Regions from separate parts of the Homo sapiens genome. Here region 2 is linked to region 1. A link is an interaction called in ENCODE POLR2A ChIA-PET data of the cell type or tissue named here. Cell type or tissue: GM12878. All regions are shown on one strand. Each heading gives the region's core, and the rest is flanking DNA. Links, peaks and the distances in the headings are about the cores only.

Region 1 (6,196 bases), core at 1,578-4,077:
AAAAGTGTCTGGATGGATAGGGAAAGTACTCAGAAAATTGTGTTTGTGTTTGTGACTTGAACTAAGTCCGTATTCCTCCTGATGTAAGATTTTGGATTAGAATATTCAAGATCATCACTTCCTAATATTATATAGGAAATCTCATAATCTATATAGGAATAGGAAATCTGTATAATCTTTATTTGTATTTACTATGTTATTGTTCTTTCTCAGCATAGGGGTCTTCCAGAAAAATCGATGAGTCTAGATTTTTGAGGACTGCTGTGATATTCTTTTAAAGATGAAGACTGTAATCAAGCCAAATTTTCCCAAACACATTCCATGGAACACTAAGCACGTGGATCAACAGTTTTGTAGTCAAATATTTGGAAAATGTTGCCTCTTTCCTCCTCTTCGTAGGAATTTGCTGTGGCTCTAAGCATTCCTGCATCCAGTAAAGATGTCTGTTTAACTTTGTTTAACCCAGTGTTTTCCAGTTTCACCTCATCAAAGAGCCCTTACAGAGCTGTGGAGAGGAGCACTTGGGAGAAGCCAGTTTTGGAGATGGGATTGCATCCCAGGAGTACATTGAAATGATTGCTTTCTTGAGGATTAGGGCCCACTGATAAGAACAGGCTGTAAGCAGTGTTGTGACAGTCTTCTCCCAGAGCTCTTAATCGAACTTTTAAGTTTCTCAATTGAATAGTGCACAAATACAATATTTTACCCTTTTACTGAAGGAACATAGTAAATAATACTGTGATAGCCCCTTGACAGTAGAAAGATGATCTTTTAAAAAAATGCTCCAGAGAGGTTGGAGGAGAGAATTACTTTTATCTGTGTCTATCAGAATCCCATGTACATCCTGGTCCTGGGCAAATATTATTTTAAGAGCTTTTCCATGACTCAAATACCTTCTTTCTATTCTGCTCATTTCCTTTTCTTTTTAGCCTTAATGCCATTCCACATTTGAGAGAGAACGTTAACATAAACTGCAGTAATGTCAGTCATCAATATTTGCATAGCTAGGGTGCAGCTTTTGGAAGAAGCTCTCCAGAAAAAATTACAGTACAGTGTGCACATTGCCTAAAGGTATTTATTGCTTCCAAAGAATGAATTATCTCATCTTATGGAGGAAAAGATGAAGGCTCAGAGAAGATGAGCCCTAATTTATGCAGAACCCCTGATAATATTCATCTGGAATACCAAGAAATAATGTTAATACATAAAAATAATGTAATGTAAATCATGTTATGCACTGCAGCAGTTAGCTGGAAGATCTGGAACTGATTCACCTGGTCAGTTTAGAGCTTTCTGAACTCCCTTGGTATTGTATCCAGACTGGGCTTGATACATTTAATTATCTAAGTAAAGTAGATCTTGGCCATCACCTTTGAATAATACCAACAATGAGAAAAATAACCGTTAATGGTTGAGGATTTGCAGTTTAGAGAATATCACCTACATTATCTTTCTAAGCTGGTGGAGTTACCTCATTTAACAGATTTATAGTGCTCAGAGAGGTTAAGTGATTTGTATATGGTCACACAGCTTAATGTATACTTGAGCTGGAGCCAGATCCTAACCCCTTGTATCTCCCTTAAATTGTGCTGTCTCATTCCACAGAGCTCCTCAGGCAAAGCTGTTTGATTGGATATAACCTACATTGTTTGAGTATCTGATACATTCTGGGTGGTTTTCCAAGGGGAATTCTTTGAAAGGGAGCTTGAAATTTGTATGTTGAAGTTAGATAACCTCTTTATTTAACAAACACCTGTACAGTACAGTGTTTATTGTCATTACAGGCAAGCTTCTAAGCACTTTGTAAATATCGAATTGTGAATTTCTCTTATCGGTCCCACAGACAGATATAATTTTACCGTATTTCACAGATGTGGAAACTAATATCAGAGGCTAAATAATTCCCTGGGGGACACAGAGCCACCACCTCATGGAACCAGGATTGTGCCTAGGCTCTCAGGCTCCAAGGCCTATGCTCCTCACCTCTGTGCTGGGTTCCTTCTCCTTCTAAATTCTCTGTTTACACAAGCATGGGACTGGGTAGAAAAACTGGATGGAGGGTGATTCAGATTGAGATGTTTTCTTGGTGTAAACATGAGATGTCTGGGTGGTAAGCTTATATGAATGGTTTTTACTTTTTTCTTTGTACTTTCATATATTTCCTAAATTTCCTACAATATTTATGTGTTACTTTCCTAATAATGAAGGGGCATACGCAGAAAACACATTGGCTCTAGTATAGGATTTCAGCCTTTATAGATGTTGATGCTGACTTATTAGCAACCTATTTGTTAGCAGCACATGCGTGCGTGTGCATGCACGTGGGCACACACACACACACACACACACACACACTCTTTGCAGGGGAATTTTGAGCCAGAAATTTATCTGTAGGCCCATATTCATTCCTTTTTGCACATTTCTATTGTGACCTTGGGCACGTCTCTATCCCTCTTTGAGCCACTGTTTTCTCATCTGATAAAAGAAGGATAATATTGCTTCAAAGAAGGTTAATAGGACTAAGTAAGGCACTGAATATGCATGTATTTTATAAGTTTTAAAGTGCCTTAAAAATGTGAGTAACTGTGTTTAGGTAAAAACATATATGGCATGTTTCTTAAAGTTTCTCTTCTCTGTTATTTGCATAGATGTTATGCAACTTGTGTTGTAGATAGTTTGCCAAGGAGAATTTTATCCTGCAGGCCTCAGCCAGTCAGTATATGAGCTAAGATGGAAGTTTTGTGGGATAAGCAATCTGCTGCTCCCTTGGAGAATTCTCTAAATTTGCAAGTAGAAACATTGCGGTTGGCAAAATGGAGCTGGATTAATAACGTTTATCATTCAGGTGGAGGCTTTGTGTTTGCAAAGGGCCTGGTAATTGGTAATTAGCTGATGCCCCTTGTCTCCTCCTGCCACCCTCTTCCTCCCTGCCCTGCTGTGCCCCCTGGAATCCAGAGGCAGAGGCACCTGCATGCTCCCAGTCTGCTTCTCCCTGCACAGTGCCTGGAAAGTCCCAGGGGACCACAGCCATCTGACAAGTTGGTACTGGGTTGAGTTACACCAGCCACACACACTAGCTCTGGCCCTGAGCTGGGAGTAAATGAGGTCAGGCCAAGAGACATCAAGCTTCAAACATATATTTTCAAAATAAATAGGAAGTCTCTGTCCTCATACTCTTTCCCTGTCACCTTTGCTCCCTAAAAGTCTAACCTCTTTTTAGTCAGTTTCCTGGTATCCAAAGGCCCATTTTACTTCCTCCAACCATCCTGTCAGCAAATCACATTTCCCTGTTGTGTTTTCTCCAGTAGAAAGGACTTTTCTCATTTATTTGTTCCTGAGAAGAATTAGGAATCTGAGAATCTTGATGATCTTTTGGCTGCTTCTTGGGTAGCAATTTAGACTCTCACTGAACACCCATCTCATCTCTTCAGAGCTATTCAATCATGCTGAAGTTCATTTGAACAAACTAAGACTTCCTATTAGCAACCCCATCCTGCTTAAAAAATGGAGATTCCCCTCTGCCATTAAAGCAGATCTGAGAGGCTTTTTTTGAAGGAGGGCTGAAAGTTGAATAATTAACAGGACATTTCTTTTCCAACCCTTCTTTTCTTTTCTTTTTTCATCAATCTGAAGTATCCTGGGACGCTCTTTGGCCTGGCACATGGGTAGGTAGGCATATTGTCAAAGATTGAGCTGCAGTTTTTCAATTTGTGACTTCCCTGATAACTACTTCCTCTAGAAGTCCCCAGAAATGAAAATGGGAGTGTGTGTCCAGGCACAATTGCTTCTCCCAGTCTTCCTGGGGATGTTCCAATCTTGTCAACCAGTTTTCAGTTTTGTTTCAGAGTATTGACTCAAGTAATTAAATCATCAATAATATTAGACTTCCCTTTTTCCTTTTTAATTTTTCTTTCTCTATTATTCTTTTTCTTCACTATCCACCCCAACCCCCCATTCATCTGTTCTTTTTATGGAAGGCCAAAAAGTGTAATACATGGTAAAGAGGGGAAAGGGGACTCTGTAGTAGGGAGCTGAGGACTAGTTCAGTCAGGCAGCCCTAGCTTAGCTTCAGTTTCCTTATCTGTAAAGTGGAGAAGTCAAACCTGCCTTGAGGGCAGGTGACTGAAACCCTGCAGGTAAGACCCTAGGACAGATGGGTCCTGGTAAGAGCATCGTCTTGTTGAGAGGCTGAGGTGGGCAGATCACAAGGTCAGGCGTTAAAGACCAGCCTGGCCAACATGGTGAAACCCCATCTTTACTAAAATTACAAAAATTAACTGAGCGTGGTGTTGTGCACCTGTAATCCCAGCTACTTGGGAGGCTGAGGCAGAAGAATCGCTTGAACCCAGGAGGTGGAGATTGCAATGAGCTAAGATCAGGCCACTGAACTCCAGCCTGGGCGACAGAGCAAGACTCTGTCTTAAAAAAAAAAAAAAAAAAAAAAAAAAGCATTGTCCTGGGGTGTAATCCCAGCAGCTCTGCCATTGATTGGTTGTGTGACCTGTGGGACTTCTGTAGTTCAGTTTCTTCATCTGTAGAACGGAGTGACAATAGCACCTGTCATATAGGGTTGTGTGTTGGGAGCATTAAAAGAGATCATGTAAAGTGCTTTCCAGGATGCCAGACCAATAATGGTGAGTCCTTCATACATATTATCTATTGCTGCTATTATCACTGTTTCTGGAATTTAACAATTTCTGGTTCCCTGGGGAGAAGATGTTCCCTGGCAGCTGGGCCTGTTTTAGGTCTTGTGTTTCCCGCAGAGACTCTAGGGAAATTCTTAAAGGGGCTTTGTGAGTATCATCTCTGAGCATAACTGTGTGCCCAGGAGCTCGCAACACACCCCTCATTCCATGGCAGGATGTCGTCAGCTCTGGTTAGTCTCTGAGTCCATTGCTTAGAGCTGAGCTTAGAAAAGAGAATTTCTCTCTTAGAGACAAGTGGGATGCTGTGGGAAAACATAGATCTGGGAAGCCAGTCAGGCCAAAGGGATCCAGGAGTAGGAGTTCCTATAGTCGGCATGGATGTGGATAGGTAGACGCAGGCCCAGTGCCTGACTTGGGGACCACGGGGAAGCCACTCACCTGATTGTCTCTCACCTGCCACCTGCAGACCCTGCTCCTTACTTGCTGTTTGGGAAATATTGTCGCTTTGCATAGGATGGCACTGTTCTTACTTTTGATGAATGTCTGAAAAATGAACTTCTTATCCTCTACCTTTTTCAACTGCCATATACATGCTGGCATTACTGTTAACAAATAGGCCCTTTTCCCTGATCACATGAGCCTCGGATTATGGTCTGCATTGATCTTCTGTGAGCTCAGGTGGCCATGTTCAAAGAAAGCTTTGTGAACATGATGACTGAGAAAGATGAATCTGGGTGCCGCATGAGGCTGGAAGGTGGGGGCAGTGATGTGGCACATCAGCTCACTCAGGCAGGACAGAATAGGGTTTAAGCAAAGAATGCATTAGAATGCATTATGCCATACGTCACCCACTTACCATGGCATAGGACTAGAGGGGGCCTCAAAGATTATTTAAAGAAAAACAAACCAATGCCTTTAAGGCTTGTGACTCTGTAACTAGAGGTGAAGTTTGGCTGGATGCATTCATTTAGCAACTAGTTACTTATTGAGCTTTTACTGCATCTCAGGCACTGCAGTGGAAACACAGGATGAACTAGACAATGTCCCTCCCTCTAGGTCTTCTAAAAAAAAGACCAGTACATGAAAAATAATTGTAAATTATGATACAAAACAAGGAGCAGAATAGGGAAGAACTAAAGCTTGGGGCAGAAATGAGGCTGGCTACTTTAGGTGGGATGGCCAAGGATAACATCTCTCTGACATTTGTGTTAAGAATTAAAGCCATATAAAGTGCTTCCCAGGGTGCCAGACCAATATGGTATATTCTTCATAAATATGCTACATGAAGAGTGGGAAGAGCAAAAGAGCAGAAGAGCATTCCAGCTGGAGGAGCAAACATTTGCAAAAGTTCAAGATGGGAAGATCTCGGCCCTTTCCAGGACTTGAAAAAAGGCCCCTGGCTGGAGAGTCATGAGAGAAGGGAAGCAGCTTCAGATGAATTCGGAGAGGTAGAAGCAGCCAGATCCTCTAGAGCCTTGTAGGCCACAGTAAGGGGGTTGAGTTGTAATGCAAGGCAGAGTTCTCAAGCTCTATCATGAATCAGAATCACC
Region 2 (6,196 bases), core at 1,572-4,071, 120 kb before region 1:
GAATAGGAGGCATTCAGTAGCCATGATTACTTTGAGCTAAACTGAAAATGAGAGGCCCAAAAGTACCTAAATTTCTCATGTTCTAATATATAGCGGCTCTCAACATTGCCTCATTGCCTGCATAGTCATATCACCTCGAGAGTTTTTTTTTTTTTTTTTTTGAGCCAGGTTTCTGCTTCTGCCTCCTGAGTAGATACAACTATAGGTACCAGCCACCACACTTGGTTAATTAGTTAATTAATTAATTAATTTGTAGAGATGGGGTTTCACTATATTGCCCAGGCTGGTCTCAAACCCCTGGCCTCAAGTGATCCTCCTGCCTTGGCCTCCCAAAGTGCTGGGATTACAAGCCACCCGGGGAGCTTTTTAAAAGTCAAACTAGCAGGAGTCAGCCAAATGGGTAGGAAGATGGGGTGGGTCCCCGGTGAAACCCCATCTCCAAGCCGAAGAGTTTAAAACCTGAAAGTCAAGCTGTATGTTAAATCCTCAGACTGGATTGAGAACTTGTCCTACCATTTGGCACACTTTCCTCTGATTGATCCCCACCCTTCGCTTATTTTACATAAACTTACCTTTTCCTAATTGGTTTTCTACACTGTCATGCCCACCTTTGAGTGGTGTCTTCCCTTTAACCTTTTTTTGCGTACTAACAAACAAATCGGCAGTCCCCATTCTGAGTCTATAAAAGGCCCCAGACCCAGTCACACAAGGTGTGGGGAGGGACGGGGAGGGGACAACTTTCCAATCTTGGGGTAGGGGAACCAGTGCCCCACCTCCACCCCCCACCATCCCCCCGCCCCCCCACTGAAAGCCGTTTTCACTGCTCAAGAAAATTATTCTCCGCCCTCCTCACCCTTCAATGCCCCACGTATCCTCATTCTTCTTGGGTGCGGCACAAGAGATCCGGAACCGCTGAATATGGGTACAAGCTATAACATAGTTGGTGAGCTGGATGGGCTGAGTGAGACCTGGGCAGGGCGTCACTGGCTGGGGGTCCCCGGCTTGCAAAGCGACTGAGAAGAAAAATCTTGCATCAAAAGCAGTAATACCTAGGCCCCTGTCCCAAGTATTCTGACTGAATTGGTCTGGGGTGGGTGGGGCACTGCAATGAAAAGGTGATGATTACCAGGTGATGCTAACTGTCAGCCAGCATGAAGAGCCACAGGTGTTGAGCAGGTCTCAAACCTGAGCAGGCACCCCCAGTAACCTGGAGGAGCTGTTAAAACACGTTTCTGATCATTAGTCTGGACGGTGGGGTCCTGGCGTCCAGTAACTTATTTTTCTAGCAAGTTCCCAGGTGCTGTTGATGCTACCAATGTAGAGGCCATGCTCAGAAACCATTGCTCTAATATGACCTGTCTTTTTTTTTCCTTTAGTATTCACTGGAAATAGAGGAATAGCTGGGCTCATTCTCAGTTCTTTACCTTCTTAATTTAAGAACCCTGTCCAGTCTATAAAATCTAGCATCTTCCGGCTGGGTGCATGTGGCTCACGCCTGTAATCCCAGCACTTTGGGAGGCCGAGGCGGGCGGATCACGAGGTCAGGAGATCGAGACCATCCTGGCTAATACGGTGAAACCCCGTCTCTACTAAAAAAATACAAAAAATTAGCTGGGCGTGGTGGTGGGCGCCTGTAGTCCCAGCTACTCTGGAGGCTGAGGCAGGAGAATGGCGTGAATCTGGGAGGTGGAGCTTGCAGTGAGCCGAGATCATGGCACTGCAATCCAGCCTGGGAGACAGAGCAAGACTCTGTCTCAAAAAAAAAAAAAAAAAAAAAAAAAATCTAGCATCTTCCAATATGCATTTAATAAACCACAAAATGGCAAATATTTCAAACACATTAATTTGTACTCATGAATTCATCTTCATGGGATAGAAGGGACATGGAATATGCAAAGATCCAACTTTGAAAATCCAGACTGTAGAATGTGCTGTTTGCTTTCTACAGGCACCAACTTCTCAAAATTGAACACTTAGATGAAAACTAATAAAAAAGGCCCCCAGAGCAAATGTTCTGGATTTTTCTCCTGGTTGTTTGGACCTTCTCTGCTGACAAGAGCATAGCCATTTTTACTGGCTTTTAGTTGGCATCATGGAACAACCCATTGATGTTCCATGGAACATCCAAGAATAGAGACTATGTCCACCTACTGGAGGCATTGCCCAGGGTAGAACCACGTGTGGAAATTTAGCAATTACAGTGCAGGATGCCAAGCTTCCATTTGGGGGGCGCTGTGTGTTTGGGGAATGGGACAGGATGCTTGTCTTCAATAGATTGTCATTGTTTGGGTAATTACAGCCCAGAGCAGCAAGCCAACCTTATTCTTTGAAACCCTGGGTGTCATGGTAGGACTCAGGGGGAGATGTCTGCCTTAGCCTGGCTGTTGATTTTTTTTTAATCATAGTGTTGAATTCCCTCACCCAGCTTGCTCCTGGTCTCTTAGCATATGAAAGGGACCAGCTCAGGTGAAGGATAAAAGGCCTGACTTCTTCCTCTATTAACTCCTTTTCTCCCCCCTCACTGAGCAAGTTTAGTTGTCAACTCCAGTTACTTTGAAGGGCGGTTTCACACTGCTTCGTTCTGTGCTTTGCTGGCTGCCGAGTAACTGATAAAATTTAATATTGCTCCAGACCCAGAGAGAGTTGGTTTTTCCCCTCTTAAGACAGGGTTTTTGTTTTTATGTTTCATTCCTCAAGAAAAAGGAGAGTCGTTGTTTGCTACTCTGCTTAGCAGTCTTAAAGTGGGTAAAGATGACTCCTAATTCTCAAGAAGAAAAGGTGTTGGCTGCATCTGAATCGTGGACATAAGGAATTCTCAGAATCATCTTTTTTTAAAAAAGTATTTGAGTCTATTGGCTAAACCTGGGTGGGGGGCTACCAAGGTACTCTCAGTCATGAATGGTTTAAGGGTTCTGATTTTTTTTTTTTCTTTGAGATAAGGTCTCACTCTGTTGCCCAGGCTGGAGTGCAGTGGCGCAATCTCAGCTGACTGCAACCTCCACCTCCTGGCTCAAGCAATTCTTGTGCCTCAGCTGGCTGAGTAGCTGAGATTACAGGTGCCAGCCACTGCTCCCAGCTAATTTTTGTATTTTTAGTAGAGACGGCATTTTACCATGTTGGCCAGGCTGGTCCCGAACTCCTGACCTTAAGTGATCTGCCCACCTCCACCTCCCAAAGTGCTGGGATTACAGGCATGAGCCACTGCGCCCGGCCAGGTTTTGATGTTTTTGTTCACAACTTAGACATCAGTTGGGAGGCTTTTGCTTTTGCTTAGTGCAGTGTCTCTTGCTTGGAATGCTCTTCCAATTTCTCATCTTTCTCTGCAGGTAGAATCCTAAACTCGTTTGGAGTTCAGCTCAGATAACACTTCCTTTCTGAGATTTTCTCAATTCCATTCCCACTTCCTTCTCCTCCGCTCTGCCCCCAGGCAGAATTAGGGACTTCCTTGTCTGTGTTTTCAGAACCATGTGTGCACCCTGATATCCCAGCGCCAGTCATTTTGTGTTACTCTCTCCTGTGTAACAGGAGGCTTTGAGTGTGGAAGCTCAGGGAGCTTCCCTGAGCCACAGGTGTAGAGCAGGTCTCAAACCTGAGCTTCCACACTGACTTCGCAGAGTTTACGCTTTCAGCTTCAGTCTCTCCCATCCCACTTGAACTGTCTATTCTCTGGTTCCATTAAAATCCTTTCAGTTCCTCACTTGTGCAGCACCCTCTCACTTCTCACTGCGGCGGAGTGCCGTTCACACTGCCTGAATGCATCACCTCTGCTCTTAGCCTAGCTAAATCCTACCTTCCCCTCAGAAATCAGGTTAAATGTGACTCTCCTGAGAAGCCTTCTCTAATCCTCTTCTCCATGTCTCTTGTGGTCCAAGGAGCAGCTTGTGCTTGCTCCATTGTGGCACCTGTGTTGTCACCCTCTGTGGACTTTTCTGTCTGCCTGCAGAAACCAGAGTGCTATGAGGAGAGAGATCTTGCTGCTCTACCCCCCGCCCACCCCAGCACAATGCCTGGCTCTTGAAGCTATCTGAAGGAAGGAATAAATGAATGAATATGTCTCGCTCCAATTAATGGCAGGGCCTGATTTCTCCCTGGGGTCTTGTGCGCTGAGTGCTAGCAGGGTATTCTTCTTTTTGCCTTCTTTTCTTGTGCGCTGAGTGCTAGCAGGGTATTCTTCTTTTTGCCTTCTTTAGATGTCAGGTGCAGAGGGTTGAATTAATCACACTCCTGAGTTCATAACACATCATCTTCATTGGTCTGTGCAAGATCCTCCCCTGTTCTGTGTGTGTATATGCGTGTGCATTTTGTCATAAAACAAAATTGTATCAAATTGATTTTAGTGTTCTAATTGACTCTTACTAGTGATTCATGAGTCAGGCATTCGTATCTAAAAGACAGAAGGAGCTCTCTTGGGCGCAGCAAAGCAGTTGGTTATTGTAAGGTAGCTTGAGTAGGAAAAAGGAAATGGGATGATACAAAAAGGTGGGTTGGTTAACATCAGGTTACTTCAGGTTACTTTCCTTGTAAGAGTTAAAGCAGGGGGACTTCCTTATCATGCCAGCTCAAATGACCATGCCCTTTCCAACTGGTTGCTGTGAACCTTCTGTTTTTAAGAAAGACTGGTCTCTTTGGGGGATTTTCCTGCTTCCTTAAAGTTCCCATTTTAGTATGTCGCACTTAGCGCAAGCGACTCCATCTTGGTTTGATCTGGGCCTAGTGCAGGAGCTCAGTCCAAAACAATGGACTCCTATGATTTTATTGAACAATTTCTTACCCTTTATCCCCGTCTTCTACTCCCATTCCACATGCCCCCCACCCCCCATGAATGATTTGTCTAATGCGTTGAATATGCACGTGTGGTTTTGGGTGCATGTATGTTTACACACACACACACAGACTCTCTCTCTCTCTCTCTCACACACACACACACACACACACACACACACACACTCATGCCTCTCCTTTGAAGAGGATCAGATATGGACAGCAAAGGGCATTAGCATCTTAGCTGTGTTAGAATCCCGATGGGAGGGGAGGGGACTGCGGCATGAGCATGAATCCTCCAGACTAGAGGGCATTCTTGGTGGAGTCCTGCCCCTGACCTGCGTGTGGGAAAGCAGTCCACCCTGCCTGTCTACGCTTGGGCGCCTTCTTCTGAAGTGCATCCCCTGTGGCCACTCTGAGCTCTGGGTTCTCTGATAAACCTAGGCAGTTTGCCTGCTGCAGGGTGGAAGGGAGGCTGCCACTGCCTCTTTGCATTACTGTTTAATTCCCAGGAATCAATACCACCCTGCAAGAGCAGCAGGGTTTTCTTCTAACCTATCTGCTCCCTCATATTTGAAATAAAAGGCAGGGAGACAAGGCTTGCTGAAATTCTTTTGTCTATGGTGCATGCCAGAGAGCAGCTAATTAAGCCCCAAACCTGAGGTTGAAATACATGAGATCACTGCACCTTCTGCTGTGACCAAGGCTGCTTTGTTTTCACCCCTTGCTTTTCCTCTGGCTTCCGTGGAGTTAGAAATGCCCTCCTGAGGCCAATGGCACAACTTCTATGGATGACTGTATACCACACACTTCCCCAGCACCTTCTAACTGGCAGTGTGTGTTCTTATACGACACAGTTGTTTGTTTCTGGTGCCAAAGTGGCAAGGTAGATCTTACTATCCCCATTTAACTGGCGAGGAGGCTGAGTCTCAGAGAGGCTAGGTGACATTCCCAACTCAACAGCCTCTCAGGCACCACGTTACCTCCCCCCACTCTGCATCTACACATCGCCAGTTAACAGCACTTTCACCTGCACCATTTCCCTGGAGGAGCCTCTACAGGCTTTAAGTCAGACTGCATCTTGTATCCATTCCACAAATATTTAGAAATTGCCTAACATGTGCTCTATTCTGTATGCTGGGGCTACGGCTGTGAGCAGAGCAGGGGATAAATTCTAGCTCTGCTGTTATTAGCTGTGGGACATTGAGAAGTCATCTAACTTCCCAACCCCAGAATGGGTCCTCAACCCTGGGTCCATGGCCTGTTAGGAACCAGGCTTCACAGCAGGAGGTGAGCAGCTGGAGAGCGAGTAAAACTTCATCTGTATTTACAGTCACTCCGCATGGCTTGCATTACTGCCTGAGCTCCGCCTCCTTCAGATCAGCGACGGCATTAAATTCTCATAGGAACGCGAACCCTATTGTGAACTGCACAT

What was found. Peaks named below come from ENCODE experiments on the same cell type or tissue, not always from the same donor. Only the 100,000 strongest peaks of a DNase experiment are listed, where the experiment ranks them.
Region 2: POLR2A ChIA-PET joins it to region 1 with 6 read pairs; 4 of 35 experiments call an interaction of 5 or more read pairs at or near these places.

The regions. Positions count from the first base shown.
Region 1 is chr5:169,921,158-169,927,353 of GRCh38, forward strand. All of the region lies in intron 27 of DOCK2 (dedicator of cytokinesis 2), which reads left to right. The region is part of intron 1 of INSYN2B (inhibitory synaptic factor family member 2B); the gene reads right to left. Among named protein-coding and RNA genes, the nearest start is that of INSYN2B, 56 kb to the right of the region's middle. In GM12878, for the core only: no CTCF peak of the experiment used is centred there; a DNase peak (open chromatin) is centred at 3,054; H3K27ac peaks cover 752 bases.
Region 2 is chr5:169,806,078-169,812,273 of GRCh38, forward strand. All of the region lies in intron 26 of DOCK2 (dedicator of cytokinesis 2), which reads left to right. Among named protein-coding and RNA genes, the nearest start is that of INSYN2B, 170 kb to the right of the region's middle. RefSeq lists an enhancer at 2,108-2,685. In GM12878, for the core only: no CTCF peak of the experiment used is centred there; no DNase peak of the experiment used is centred there; H3K27ac peaks cover 601 bases.